2 separate regions of the Homo sapiens genome follow, and region 2 is linked to region 1. Evidence: chromatin loops called from intact Hi-C (ENCODE). Cell type or tissue: lower leg skin. All regions are shown on one strand. Each heading gives the region's core, and the rest is flanking DNA. Links, peaks and the distances in the headings are about the cores only.

What was found. Hi-C counts contacts between places; a loop is a spot of excess contacts. Peaks named below come from ENCODE experiments on the same cell type or tissue, not always from the same donor. Only the 100,000 strongest peaks of a DNase experiment are listed, where the experiment ranks them.
Region 2: it touches region 1 in a loop (7-fold over the local background); 1 of 110 quality-filtered maps calls a loop at or near these places.

What each region holds. Positions count from the first base shown.
Region 1 is chr3:147,698,875-147,705,258 of GRCh38, forward strand. The region is part of intron 1 of LOC124909495 (a long non-coding RNA gene); the gene reads right to left. Among named protein-coding and RNA genes, the nearest start is that of ZIC1, 290 kb to the left of the region's middle. In lower leg skin, for the core only: no CTCF peak of the experiment used is centred there; no DNase peak of the experiment used is centred there.
Region 2 is chr3:147,388,832-147,395,215 of GRCh38, forward strand. It overlaps ZIC4 (Zic family zinc finger 4), which reads right to left. Exons shown (of 5, transcript NM_032153.6): 4 at 2,100-2,415; 5 at 1-28. The coding sequence ends at 28. It overlaps ZIC4-AS1 (ZIC4 antisense RNA 1), which reads left to right. Exons shown (of 2, transcript NR_046703.1): 2 at 1-75. Among named protein-coding and RNA genes, the nearest start is that of ZIC4-AS1, 5.2 kb to the left of the region's middle. RefSeq lists enhancers at 1,646-2,162, 2,163-2,677, 4,547-5,048. In lower leg skin, for the core only: no CTCF peak of the experiment used is centred there; DNase peaks (open chromatin) are centred at 3,580, 4,710 and 4,800; H3K4me3 peaks cover 483 bases.

The DNA.
Region 1 (6,384 bases), core at 2,238-4,737:
CACCATGTCTAGCTGGTTCTTATGGTTTTCTAAATGTGTTTGCTGTTGTCATGCTCTTTTCCTTCTTCCACAAAGTTTTGCTTTTGTTTTCTTACACTTAAAATCCTCAACTATTTCAGCATTTTATTTCATTTTTTGTATATAGTTTCTAACCCTTTACTTAAAATATTTATCTACTAAATATGTGCTAATATATACTAACGTATACTAAATGTCAAACATCTTAGGTTTTGTTAGAGTTGTAGAGTATTGACCTTCAACTTTGGAAATGTGTTTTTGCATCTGGATTTCCTACTTGTACCTGCTTTTGAATAAGGAGTCACATAGCCTTATGAGTAATTGGATCTTTTGTGCAATTAGAACTTTTCCCTGCATTATAATTTATAGCATGGTTGAATTGAGCAATGTGTAATGAGTCATTTTTCTGAGGCTTTTAAGGAAGTTATTTCTGAAGGTCTGCCTAAGAGGCTAAAATATGTCTGAATTAAAAGGAATGACAGGCTGCAATCAGGACTGTAAAATAAAGGTGCTCAGTAAGCAGCCCTATTACAATCAGAAAGTGAAGGAAACGGATCTCTGTCTTGTGTGCAGAGGCAGAGGAAATGATGAATACCTTAGGTAACTCATTCTGTGCAAAATCAATCTTTCACTGTCAATTTTAAATGAACTAATTTGTTCACAAATCTGCTCAGTCAGTTTGGAAGCATACTCTGTTCCTTCATATTAGCAAATCCTTTAATCTTGACTAGTCCACTGAGTAAGAAATCTAGAAATGTGTTAATATGATTGGACGTATGTAGTAGGATAAGAATTGATTCTTTTAATTAGTGTCTGCTCAAGTTAGAGTCCCTTTCTTGGCTGAACTATTGACCCACTAATATATCAAGAGATTATGTTATGACTAACATATATCCAAAGTTCAATTTAACTCTTTCTTTACTGGCCAATATTGCAGTAAACTTTCTAGGACTAAATCCTTTACTTCTTTTTCAAGGACTGGTTAGCTTTAGATGTTATATGAAAAGTAGCAAATGCATAAATGTCTGAACATTGTTTATACATCATAACATATCTACAAATTGTGCAATAATGTAGCACTCATTGTTTTGGAAATGCAAATTATCATAGATTTAATTGTCATCTATTAAAATGAAATGATGTCCCATATAATTTCTTACATGAGCTTCAATTTTAAATACTTTGAATTTGTATGCAAATTCCTTCCATGGTGTTATTGAATAATATGAGAAAGAAATTCAAGAAATACTGTATAATATAAGATTTCGTTATGAGATATGGAAATAAGGTATTCTAAGTATTATGAGTCTTTTTGTTATTTTACATATACTGGTAGTTACTGAAAAGTTATGTGCATTTTGATTCAGAAAAAGAACAATATGAAAAGTCTGTGTAAAATAGATGGCTATAAAACCTAAGGATACATTTCAAATCTGTTTTTTTTTTGCTTAAATACATTCATAACAATGTATTCTTAAGTGAATAACATCTGACTATGTCTTTTAAAAGAAAATGTAGAATTATATACACAAACACACATTGTACAGTATGTTAAAAAATCTGTATTAAAGAGATAATCCCTTATAAATATTATCAGTTTGGCTATTTTGCCAGTTTTAAAAATATTTTCTATCACTTTAAACACTTAGAGTATTAACATAGTATTTAGCAATGCATTTGCTCATATATTTCACCCACACTATGGGGAAAAAGATTGAAGGTGTGAGTACCTTTTAACTTATTCAACAAATATTTATTTAACAAATATTTATTTTACATCTTCTGAGTGTGGTGTCCAGTACCAGGTATTTTGTGGAATTCCAAAAGTTGTCTAATATAGTACCTGACTTAAAGGAAGTTATAATTTGAACTTTAATTTCAGAGTCTATGCATTATCTTAATGTGAATATTGAGTTTAGGCTTTGCTCCATTCTGATATCCTTATCTTCTTCCTCAAAACTACTGTAATCATAGTCTTTTCTCCTTCCACTTGTGACAATTATATTCTTCCAGTTGATCAAACCAAAAACTTTTAGAATCATCTTTAACCTCTCCCATTCCCTCTCACTCCAACCCAGTTTGGTAATAAGTACAATTACCACTATCTTAAATTATCAAAGGGTTGTACAAATGGGTAATTAAGAAAGTGCCGGTAGGAGACAAAGCTAAGGGAGTAAGCCTAGGGAAGAAGATGCCCTGAAAGTGTTCAGCTTCAGGGAGAGTCTCAGGAAGAAGCTTGTGCCTGATTTCATAAGGTTGCCTCTGGCATAGGTGCTGGGCTTTCACATGTTGATACCCATCCATCCTTTTCTAAACTTATCCTGGAAGAGTGTAAATTCCTCAGCACTTCCAGCAATCTGAGTATGCAAGAGAGAACTGCTCCAGTATCCTGAGGGCAGTCTTCCAGCTACAGCTGCAGGCCATTAGAAAGGAAGACTCACAGGGCTGAGAGCGGAGTGCACAGAAGAGGGAAGAAGGTAGATCCTGAGGGAGCACAAAGTGTGCCTGTTATACTCAGCAATCCCATCTCTATTCCAAAGACATCCTGGCAAAAATACAAAATAAAAACTTCACAAGACTATTTATAGTGGTATGATCTCTTAGACCTAAGAATGAAATCAACCCCAATGTCTATCAATAGGAGAATGTGTGTCTGCGTATTTGAGAGCCTTACAAATGCAAAATGAGTGAGGAAGATATCTGTCTTCCTTATGATGTAGAGTTTTATCCAGGGTCTATGTAAAGTGAAAAAAACAAGGATGCCAATTTTAGTCTAAGAAAGTGGTGAAAATATGATTATTCATATGGACTACTTGCTTATATTAAAAAACAAGTAATAGAAAAAAACCCTCCAAATTAATAATATGGTTACTTTTACGGGAAGCAAAAAACCAGAATGGATGGAACAGGGATGGAAGTAAAACCTCTGTTAGCCCACATTATCATAGAACTGTGTAACTGTTTAACATTATTGCAATACAAATTTAAATGTAGAAATTCCCTAAAAGATTAAAAATGACTAAAACAAGTAAACCTAACTTTATATCACATGGAAGAATAACCAGAAAGAGAAAATACTTTGAAATACAGTACTTTGACTGGATATCCATGGTATACTATATTCAAAGGATAAAAAAGCAAATAAACTTTATGCAATATTATTAATGGTAATATTCTTTTATTTATTTATTTTGAGACAGGGTCTTGCCCTGTCACCCAGCTTTGAGTGCAGTGACATGATCATGGCTCATTGCAGCCTTGACATCTTGGGTTCAAGCAATCCTCCCATTTCAGCCTCCCAAGTATCTGGGACTACAGGTTTGTGCCACCACACCTGGTTAATTTTTGTGGTTTTTATAGAGGTGGGGTCTCACTATGTTGCCCAGGCTTGTCTTGAACTTCTGGTGTCAGGTGATTCTCTTGCTTTGGCCTCCCAAAGTGCTGAGATTACAGTTATATTTTAGTTTTGAACTTAAAGGTATATTTTAAAATAAAGAAAAATAATTGTGTTAATAACATTGGAAACCATATATATTTTTCATGTTAAAAAAGATAAAATTATAAAACAGGGAAGTTAAATAAATTTCTATAACTTTAAAACATCGGTATTAGTTAAAATTTATCTTTATTGTGTGTGTATGTATTTTTTTCCCTTGCTTTGTCACTAGAAAACAAGCTGTAAAAACTCTACAGCAATGATCATTCCTAGCATCCAGATTGTGGTCTTTACATATAATTTGCCACCAAAAGGAGCCAAGGTCCAAGGTTGCTTGGAGAAATGACTAACTCTGGGGCTGAGCTAGGGGATGTCCAAACAAGGACTGAACATTTGTTATACCAGGAAGAAAGGAAGCCCTCAAAGATTATTAAGCAAACATATGCCAAAAGGATAAGGAGCCAATTTGAAAGTGCTCCCACTGGCCTAAAATAGAACAATTTGAATGCCAAAATAAATTATGATTAAAATAGATAGAAATAAACACATATAGAAATATCTTTAAACTCTCAATGCAATTCTTATCAAAATCCCAGCTGACATTTTTTTTGCAGAAATTTGCAAACTAATTCTAAATATCTGAATTCATCAGAGATAAAAACCTTTTGTGCTTCAAATGACATCATCAAAAAAGTGAACAGAAAAACTACCCCCAACTGGAAGAAAATACTTGAAAATCGTGCATCTGACAAAGAATTATTATCTAGAATATACAAAGAACTTTTATAACAATAATAAAAAGACAACCCAATTATGAAAATGGGAAAAATATTTTAATAGACATTTCTCCAAAGAAAGTATATTAATTGGTAATAAGTGCCTAAAATGACATTCAACATCATTAGGCATTTGGAAGGTAAATTAAAACCACAAAGAGATATCACTTCTACCCAGTGAAGTGGCTATAATAGTAAGGCAGGCAATAATAAGTGTTAGCATAGACGTGGACAAATTGGGAACTTAATCCATTGCTGGTGGGAATGTAAAATGAGCAGCCACTTTGGAAAAAAGTCTTTAGTAGATCCTCAAAATATTAAACACAGAGTTCCCATGTGACATAGGAATATCACAACTAGTTATGTACCCAAAATAAATGAAAATATATGTCAACACAATAACTTGTACATGGATGGTGACATGGTGACAGTAGCATTATTTATAATAGCCAAAAAGCAGAAACAGTCAAATTGACAATCAACAGATGAAGGAATGCAAAAATAGTATATATTTATATAATAGAATATTATTTGTCAATAAAAAGGAATGAAGCACTAATACATGCTACAATATAGATAAACTTCAAAAACATTATGCTAAGTGAAAGAAGCAAGTTGCAAAAGACAATCTATTGCATAGTATTATTTATATGAGATGTCCAGAATAGGCAAATCTATAGAGACAGAAAGTTAATTAGTCATGGCCTAGGCTGAGGGTAGGGGGAGGGAGAATGGGGAATGAGTGCTAATGAGTAAAGATTTCTTTCCGAAATTATGAAAATGTTCTAGAATTAGATTATATAGTTGAACAACTGTAAAGATAGTGGGATCCATTGAACTATGTACTTTAAAATATGTATTTCCCACACCAGTCAGAATGGCTATTATTAAAAAGTCAAAAAACAACAGATGCTGATGAGGTTGTAAAGAAAAAGGAACACTTTTACACTCGTGGTGGGAGTGTAAATTAGTTCAACCATTGTGGAAGACAGTGTGGCAATTCCTCAAAGACATAGAGGTAGTAATAGCTTTCAACCCAGCAATCCCATTTTTGGGTATATACCCCCAAAATATAAATTGTTCTATTATAAAGACACATGCACGCATATGTTCATTGCAGCTTTCTTCACGATAGCAAAGACATGGAGTCAATCTAAATGCCCATCAATGATAGACTTGGTTAAAAAAAAATGTGGTACATGTGCACCACGGAATACTATGCATCCACAAAAAGGAATGAGATTATGTTCTTTGCAGGGACATGGATGGGGCTCGAGGCCATTATTCTTAGCAAACCAATGCAGGAACAGAAAACCAAATACCTCATGTTCTCACTTACAAGTGGGAGCTAAATGATGAGAACACATGGACACATGGTGGAGAACAACACACACTGGGGCCTGTTGGAGGGCAGGGGCTGGGAGGAAGGAGAGGATCAGGAAGAATAGCTGATGAATGCTTGGCTTAATAACTGGGTGATGGGATGATCTGTGCAGCAAACCACCATGGCACACATCTTACCCATGTAACAAACCTGCACATGTACCCCTGAACTTAAAAGCTGGAAAAATGTATCTATGAGCTCATAATAATTCCTAAAACACACACATGCACACACATACACAAAATTAGTTACCATTGGTAGTTGCTAAGGTGCCAGTTTAACATTCTGAAAATTTATTAAAAAAATATAAAATTACATTTGTGAAATTTTATATTTAGTGTAAGCAATATTTATTTGTCATACTATTTCAGTGAGCAGTAACTTGAAAATATTTTATACCAAGCCTAAAATATGTAAGAAGTTGTAGGTTATAAATTTGACAGTGTTCTTCACAGTGCATACAGTTAAAAAACAAGTCAATAAAATTTGTTTTATTTATGATATGGATTCTAATATTGCAAATAATATTTATTTTGTTTTCTTCATAAGTTTCTTTCCCTCTCTGAACTTTCTTCTTTGGCTTATTTGGTTTATACTTCATGAATTCAATCAATCTTAGGAAACAGACCTGCTGAAAAAAAATTTCAGTGCTAACTAGAGACCAATTTACTTACACACTCATGCGCACAAACAATTCGTGGAACAGTTTATTTCCCTATAAATAGCATTAATTTTCAACCTGAAGTTTTCAGCAAGATACTTTCTAATGG
Region 2 (6,384 bases), core at 2,578-5,077, 310 kb before region 1:
ATTACCTTGCGAGCAACGCGGTGGACATCTGTAACAAGCAAATGAAAAATTAAAGGCGATTAGTGGCCGACCAAACATTTTGTTTTATTTCATTATTTTAGATTGAGATAGAAAGCAAAATGGGGAGCTTAGAAACAGAAGACAAAGAAAAAAGTCCTACTTCAGGAAGGGGGACTTTTTAAACATTGGCAGAAGCAGCAAGTTCCGCAAATGCCCTCTGCACCTTAGTGGTGGGGTTGGTGTTTCACTATGGGAAGGAGTTGTTTGTTGCCGACTGCCCGCGCTGGGTCAGGCAGCCTCTGGGCCCTATTGTATTAGGTGTAGGCAGGAATTTCAGTCCCCCTTTCTCAAGGACGGATTCACTAAAGGTGTATTTGGAAGACTGCATTTTTTATTTGGAGTCATGAAAATAGTTCCACTCCAGTTAGGATGTTATTTCATCTGATGAAAGTTGTGGGGGCTGCGGGCAGGAGTGCTAATTGTCTAATTGCGTCTGAAGAGGATAGAGCAGAAGAAAATTCATCAGTGGCAGGGCCAGGAATTGTTTGCTGGGCTCAGATTTTAAAATTGAGGTCTTTTGTGGGGCCCTCCCCAGAGAGAAAACCTACCTCCCTCCCCAATACACACACACTGATTTTCAAATTCTTAGGGAACTGAGATGAGTCTGCCAAAGCTTTATTATTTTATTTTCCTTTACTTCTTCAAGTCTTAGCTAGGATTTTGGGGCAGCCGCATTCTCCCTGCAGATGGGGGGAGGGGGGAAAAAGGACCTGATTTTTTTCCCTTTGGCCGCAATTGCAAAGGCCTTTCTCGCCCCCTCCTTCAACATCTGGTTCTTTTTTTCTGGGGACTTCATACGCAGCATATCAAATACACATTCAATCTAGACCCACTGGGTGTTTGCCTTTACAATATTTATTATTGTGGATCATTTCTCTAGTTCCTCCTACACCTTTTTAAAAATAAGACGAACATTGTGCAATTACTAACAAAGACCATCACCGAATTGACGCAATTCACCCAGACACGGCCGCCTAGGTCAGGTCTCTCCACTTTAGAGGCTTCGACTCAGTGACGTCATCAGCTCGCTCTACACCCGGAGCCCAAGCACCTACAAGACTACACAGGCAACGCCTCTACAGGGGTTGGGGTGGGAAAAAGGCCCGGGGAGGCCTCACAGCATTGAATCCTGAAGCCTCTCTGGTGTTCCTTTGTCTGTATTTCTTGTTGTTTTGAATTCACTCCCTACTCCAAGTATACAATGTATATTGAGTCTGTGGACGACAGGCAGATGTTTATCTGTGTGCCCAGGCCACTCCATAGGGGTGGAAGCGTCTAACCACCACCCACCCACCCCCTGCTGAAAAGACGATGAATCTCCCTTACCTCCTTTATAGAGGAGGTTGGAAAAATTAGGACTTGTGTGTTTTTTGTTTCAAAGGATACCTAGGGAAGGGGAAACCATAGGAAGGCAAAGAGGAAAGAAACTGGAGTCAAGAAAACGGCTCTGGAATTCCCTTTGCCCCCTTCCCTTGATCTGAACTTCTGAGGTTGGAATTAATGTGGGGGAGGGGAGGGTTAGAGTGGGGGTGGGAGCGGCCCAGTCCTCGAGAAAAATATTTCCCATTCTGCGAAGCATGCGGGAAATCTGTGGCTTTACTTTTGTCATCTGCAGTTGACAGGATTGCACATAAATTCTCCAACTTTTTTTTCCATCTCCCTGTCTCTTTTCGCCCCTAACCCTGGTTTTATGATACCCAGTCATGAAGGCGCGTGTGGGGGTGATGGTGCTGATTGTGACTACAGAATAAATAGGGGGACCATATTTATCTTCTAAAATAATGGACATTATATTAGCGTATTCAGTGAGCTCCAGCAACTATTACAGGTGGCCGGCCGGCCTTCCTTCCTTCCGCCCTCGCCCTCTTCATGCCTCAGAAACGTGGCCTACTCTGCATTCGGTGTGTGCGGAAGCAGCAATCACAGAGGCAGCCCTAATACCGGAGGCGGCGGCGGCAGCAGCAGGGCCAGGTGGTAGCTCGGGGCTGAGGATCGCGGCGGGGGCAGCCGCTATGGGGCCCAAGCCCTGACACACGTACCATTCGCTCAAGTCGGCGGTACGCGCCGCCACCGCCGCCGAGGAGGCCACCTGGGACTTGTGGCCGCAGTCCGACGAGGGCGACACGAGGGCAGACGGTGTAGCCGAATCGTAGCCAGAGCTGGGCGGCGGCGAGCGCCCGTGCACCTTCATGTGCTTACGCAGCGAGCTGGGGTGCGTGTAGCACTTGTCGCAGCCCCGCACCTTGCACGTGTATGGCTTGTCGCTAGTGTGCACGTGCGAATGCTTCTTACGGTCGCTGCTGTTGGCGAAGCGCCGCTCGCAGCCCTCGAACTCGCATCTGAAGGGCTTCTCGCCTGGCGGAGGCAACGCAGAGACATTAGTGCTTGTGGGTCGTGTTCCCGTCAGGTGCTTGCCACCCTCCCCCATTCGTCTCTCATTTTCTGGAAAAGAACTACAAAATATTTTCAGAAATCCCTTTCCACGGCGCCTCAGGTCGAGCACCCCTTTCCCTCGTGCAGAGAGCGCCCCCGGTGCCCTCTCTTGAACGCCTCCATCCCTCCCGCCTTCCTCCTCTGGGCTCATGGGGAGGGTATGGAGGAGGAGCGACAGTGACTCCATCTTAGTCGAGTTTCCATCCTCGAAAATCCTGATCCACTCGGGTTGTTTCCTCCAAATTTTCTCCACTTGGAACCAGAAGCACCTCTGCTCGGAAATACATTAACGGAGGAGCTCACAATATAGTTAACGGGGAAGCTCACATCTGCTCGATTTAAAGTTGCTGTTTCAGACTAACTTCTCTGCCGCTACCCCGCCCAGCCGTTCATCCCCCCCACCCACCCCCATCCTGGCCCAAATTGTTTCCTAAAGTAGGTTTTGCGCAAACGCCAAAGCGATGAAATAATTTAAGGATGCGCAGCCGATGCACATTGTGTGTGCATAAAGTGGATTCGTGCTGCAGGGAGAGGTATTCTGAGCAATGATTCACTTCAGAAGAGATTTTTACAGGAATGGAGCCCCCTCCCTCTTTCCTTCTACCCCCTGAGGGCAAACATTTAGCAGCATTCTTCAAATCTTGCCTAAACCTTCCGGGATCCCTCCAGATACGCTCGCCAGTAATAATATTTCATTACGCTGCTCCAGAGGCTTCCTGGAGACCGTGCTGTGGGCAGCTGGCCCTCCCAGTCCGCACTGACTTGCGATGTCGACCGGTCTGCCCAGACCACCCCCACCTGGCTGTCGGGCCTCTCGGTCCTAAGACGAGGGGTTGGCGCGGTAGGGTCCGCACAGGCCAAATGGGATCCGAGGTGTCTACCGCAACCACGCCCTTGAGCGCTGCGGCTTCGGGAAGAAAACAGCTGCTGCTGTCAGGCCAGGCCTGGCTCCGCAGCCCGGAGGGCCACCAGGCGGCTGGCATAGGCCGGGGAGGGGCTGGGATCGGTGGCTGCGATGCCCTGTAGAGCCGAGGGAAGGCGCGAGTGCACGTTAGAGTGACAATATTGGCCGGACCGAGCCCCAATCGGGGAGCTCACGGCCAGCTGAATTCGCTGACGTGTAGGAGAGGAAAGGACCCCGAGAACCCGGAAGCCTAGATTCCTGCCGGAGCTGCAAGTGCTGCGGAAATGGGGGAAGAAGGTTTCTGGGCGCTTTAAACAAATGGCTGCCTCCCAGCGCTCTGAGTTAAGGGACCGGCTACCTAGCGTCTAGCTGAGGAGGAAGACGCGCAGCTGGAGAACTGTTGCCTTTGTAGTTGCTTCTCCCGCCGCATCCAGGAAAAACAGGCGCTTTGGGGCTGGTTAGAACAAACAAAGCCCCAATTCCCGAGCCCTGTTGAGGCTCGGACAGAGAGGTTTGCGCACAACCTGCGCTTCTGCGCAATCAGCGGCTCCTGAGCCCGGGTCTCCGGCACCACCTGGTCGCTGGATTCCCACCCTACAGGAGCACAGCTAGTACACTGAACAGTCTGGAAGGTGTTGGCACCTGCCATTTCGCGGGACACTGGCACCATTTTATAAAACAGTGATAGAAAGATGCGGAATAAATCAGTGTTCCTATTTGCCCCCATTTTTATCTCCTCTGATTCCTGCCAGCATTTGCAAACCCAAAACTTTCTTCCTTCTTCTCTTTCAAAAAAAAAAAAAAAATTACAAAAAACATACAATTCAGGGCCTGCAAAAGAACCAAGGTTATTTTGAGAAAACAGAGGTGAAATGGAATTAGAATTTGGTGCCCCTCCCCAACAACCCCCACCCCCAACAAAAATCCCGCCAAACGCTTATCCGATCTCGTGAGCGCCTCACTGGACATTCACGTAAAACAAAAACAATTATTTCGCTCCAGACGAGGAGCAGAGGAGAAAACAGCAGTGCACTGAGTGATACCGGCAGCCGGGAAGTTCGCAGGCCCCTAGGAGGCCAGGTGAGGCCGCGCCCCAGCTTGCTCCGGAGCTGCAGGAGGCGCCCTGGTCTCTGCGCTTGACATCACCCCCGCCCCCCGCCAACACCCGGCCTCCAGTCCTTCCCCCTCCCTCCAGCTCCCTGCACTGCGCCCTGGGTGGGTGGGTGAATGTGAAGAGGCGGCGTTGGGCTAGGCCCCTGCAGCCCGCTCGGAGCGTCCTAGGCCCGGGGCTGCGCTGTGAAAGACCCAGATTCTCATCCCAGAGGCCCAGCAGTCCTGAAAGGCCTCCTCTCCGACCCTGAGCCGGGTCCGCCGAACAAAGTTCGGAAGCTCGGGCTAGCTGGGCCAGCGCCATTTTCTCGCACTTGTGGCTGGATCTGGTTGTCCCGGCGACTGCGCCCCGGCGCGGTCTCTTTTCCTCTACCTCGGATCCCCAGCACTGACTCGCCCTCAGACGCCGGGGAAGGTGTGGTGAGCTCCCGGCCCCGGCCGAGGGGTCCCTGGAGAGGAGCTGGGTGGCGGTGGCCAGGCCGAGCGCGGTTGCTGGCCCGCGCCTCCCTCCCCGAGGCACCATTGTTCCGGGATCGCTGTGACCGCCACAAAGTGAATCCTTTCGGTGCGGACAGTCGCCTTCAAAGCCAGGCCCCGGATTCAGGTCAGGGAGAATCTCAGCTCCTGAGAAATTTGCTCCTGTTTGCCGCTTCTGCTACTCGAGGAAATGAAACGCCATTAATATTTGAAAAGGCAATTATTTTCCTGTTGAATCGAGAACTGTCTTCATGAATAATTTGTAGTGAGGTCTATTGCCATTTGAGAAATATTTTTTTTCCCTCTCTCTCTCTCTCTCTCTCTCTCACTCTCTCTCTCTTCTTTTTATGACTAGGAGGGGGATTTGAGGGAAATGCCCGAGCAGGCCAGACTCTGTAGTTCGTTGTTGGTCGTGTTTGTTTGTTTGTTTGTTTTTGTTTGTTGTTTCCCCCACCCCCCACCGCTAATGAATCAGGACCGCGAACCGAAAGAACGCACAAAATTCTGTCCTGAAAACACGAAAACCTGAGCCAGCCGTGGCGCACTGAACTTGCTTCTCTGCTGTAGGTCGACTGTGCTAAGAATTTAACCATTTTCTGCTTCACAGAATTCAAACAGTGGGCCGGCAAAGAGCTGTAAAAGTTTGTTTGTTTAAAAAAAAAAAAAAAAAAACCCTGTCATTAAAGATGAGTTCCTTCTCCAGCTCAGGACTGCGAGTCTACCTTCCGGGTGTCCGCCGCCAGCTCCCGGAGTAGCAGGCCTGGGGCCAGGATTCCAGTGTGACCTACCGCCCCTTCCCGAAGCTAAAACCTCTGGTGAGGGGGTGAGATCCATGCGACATTGTGGGAAACCCTGAAAAGAACTCAGGGAAACCGTACACTTCCAGACAAGCTTTAGAAATAAAGTGCCAGGCTCCAAGTGGACTTTGGTCTGGTCTCCGCATGTGCCAGTGTCCGGGCCATGGACCTTCCCCGGGAAGGGAGAGTTTGGGGAGAAGATAGGCGTTAGAACAACTAGCCTTAGGAAGTTCTTTGACTCCAACAATTGTCGATGTTCCAGCAAGAATAGGGGCGAGTAAGGCAAGGCACCGGGCAGTAGGAGAAGTGGGGCACCAAGCTGGAATTCATTTTATTTTCTCCTGTCCCCACCAGTCCCCTTCTCCCGCCCCCAAAATGGGGGAGGGGAGAAGATGTTGATTTCTTAAACTTCCAGGGAGGAGGAGCGAGAAAACCCTAACTAAGGAGAGTACAAACAATGGCTGCTAAACTAATTAATGTAACTTCACAGGCTGTTCTGGAAGTGTGAAAACTTTCTCCTTGCAGTTGTATTAATTAGAGATGCTCTGGCCAGAGGAGTTCAATTTTGCAGGCTCTTGAACGATACTCCTTTTTTTCTGTTAA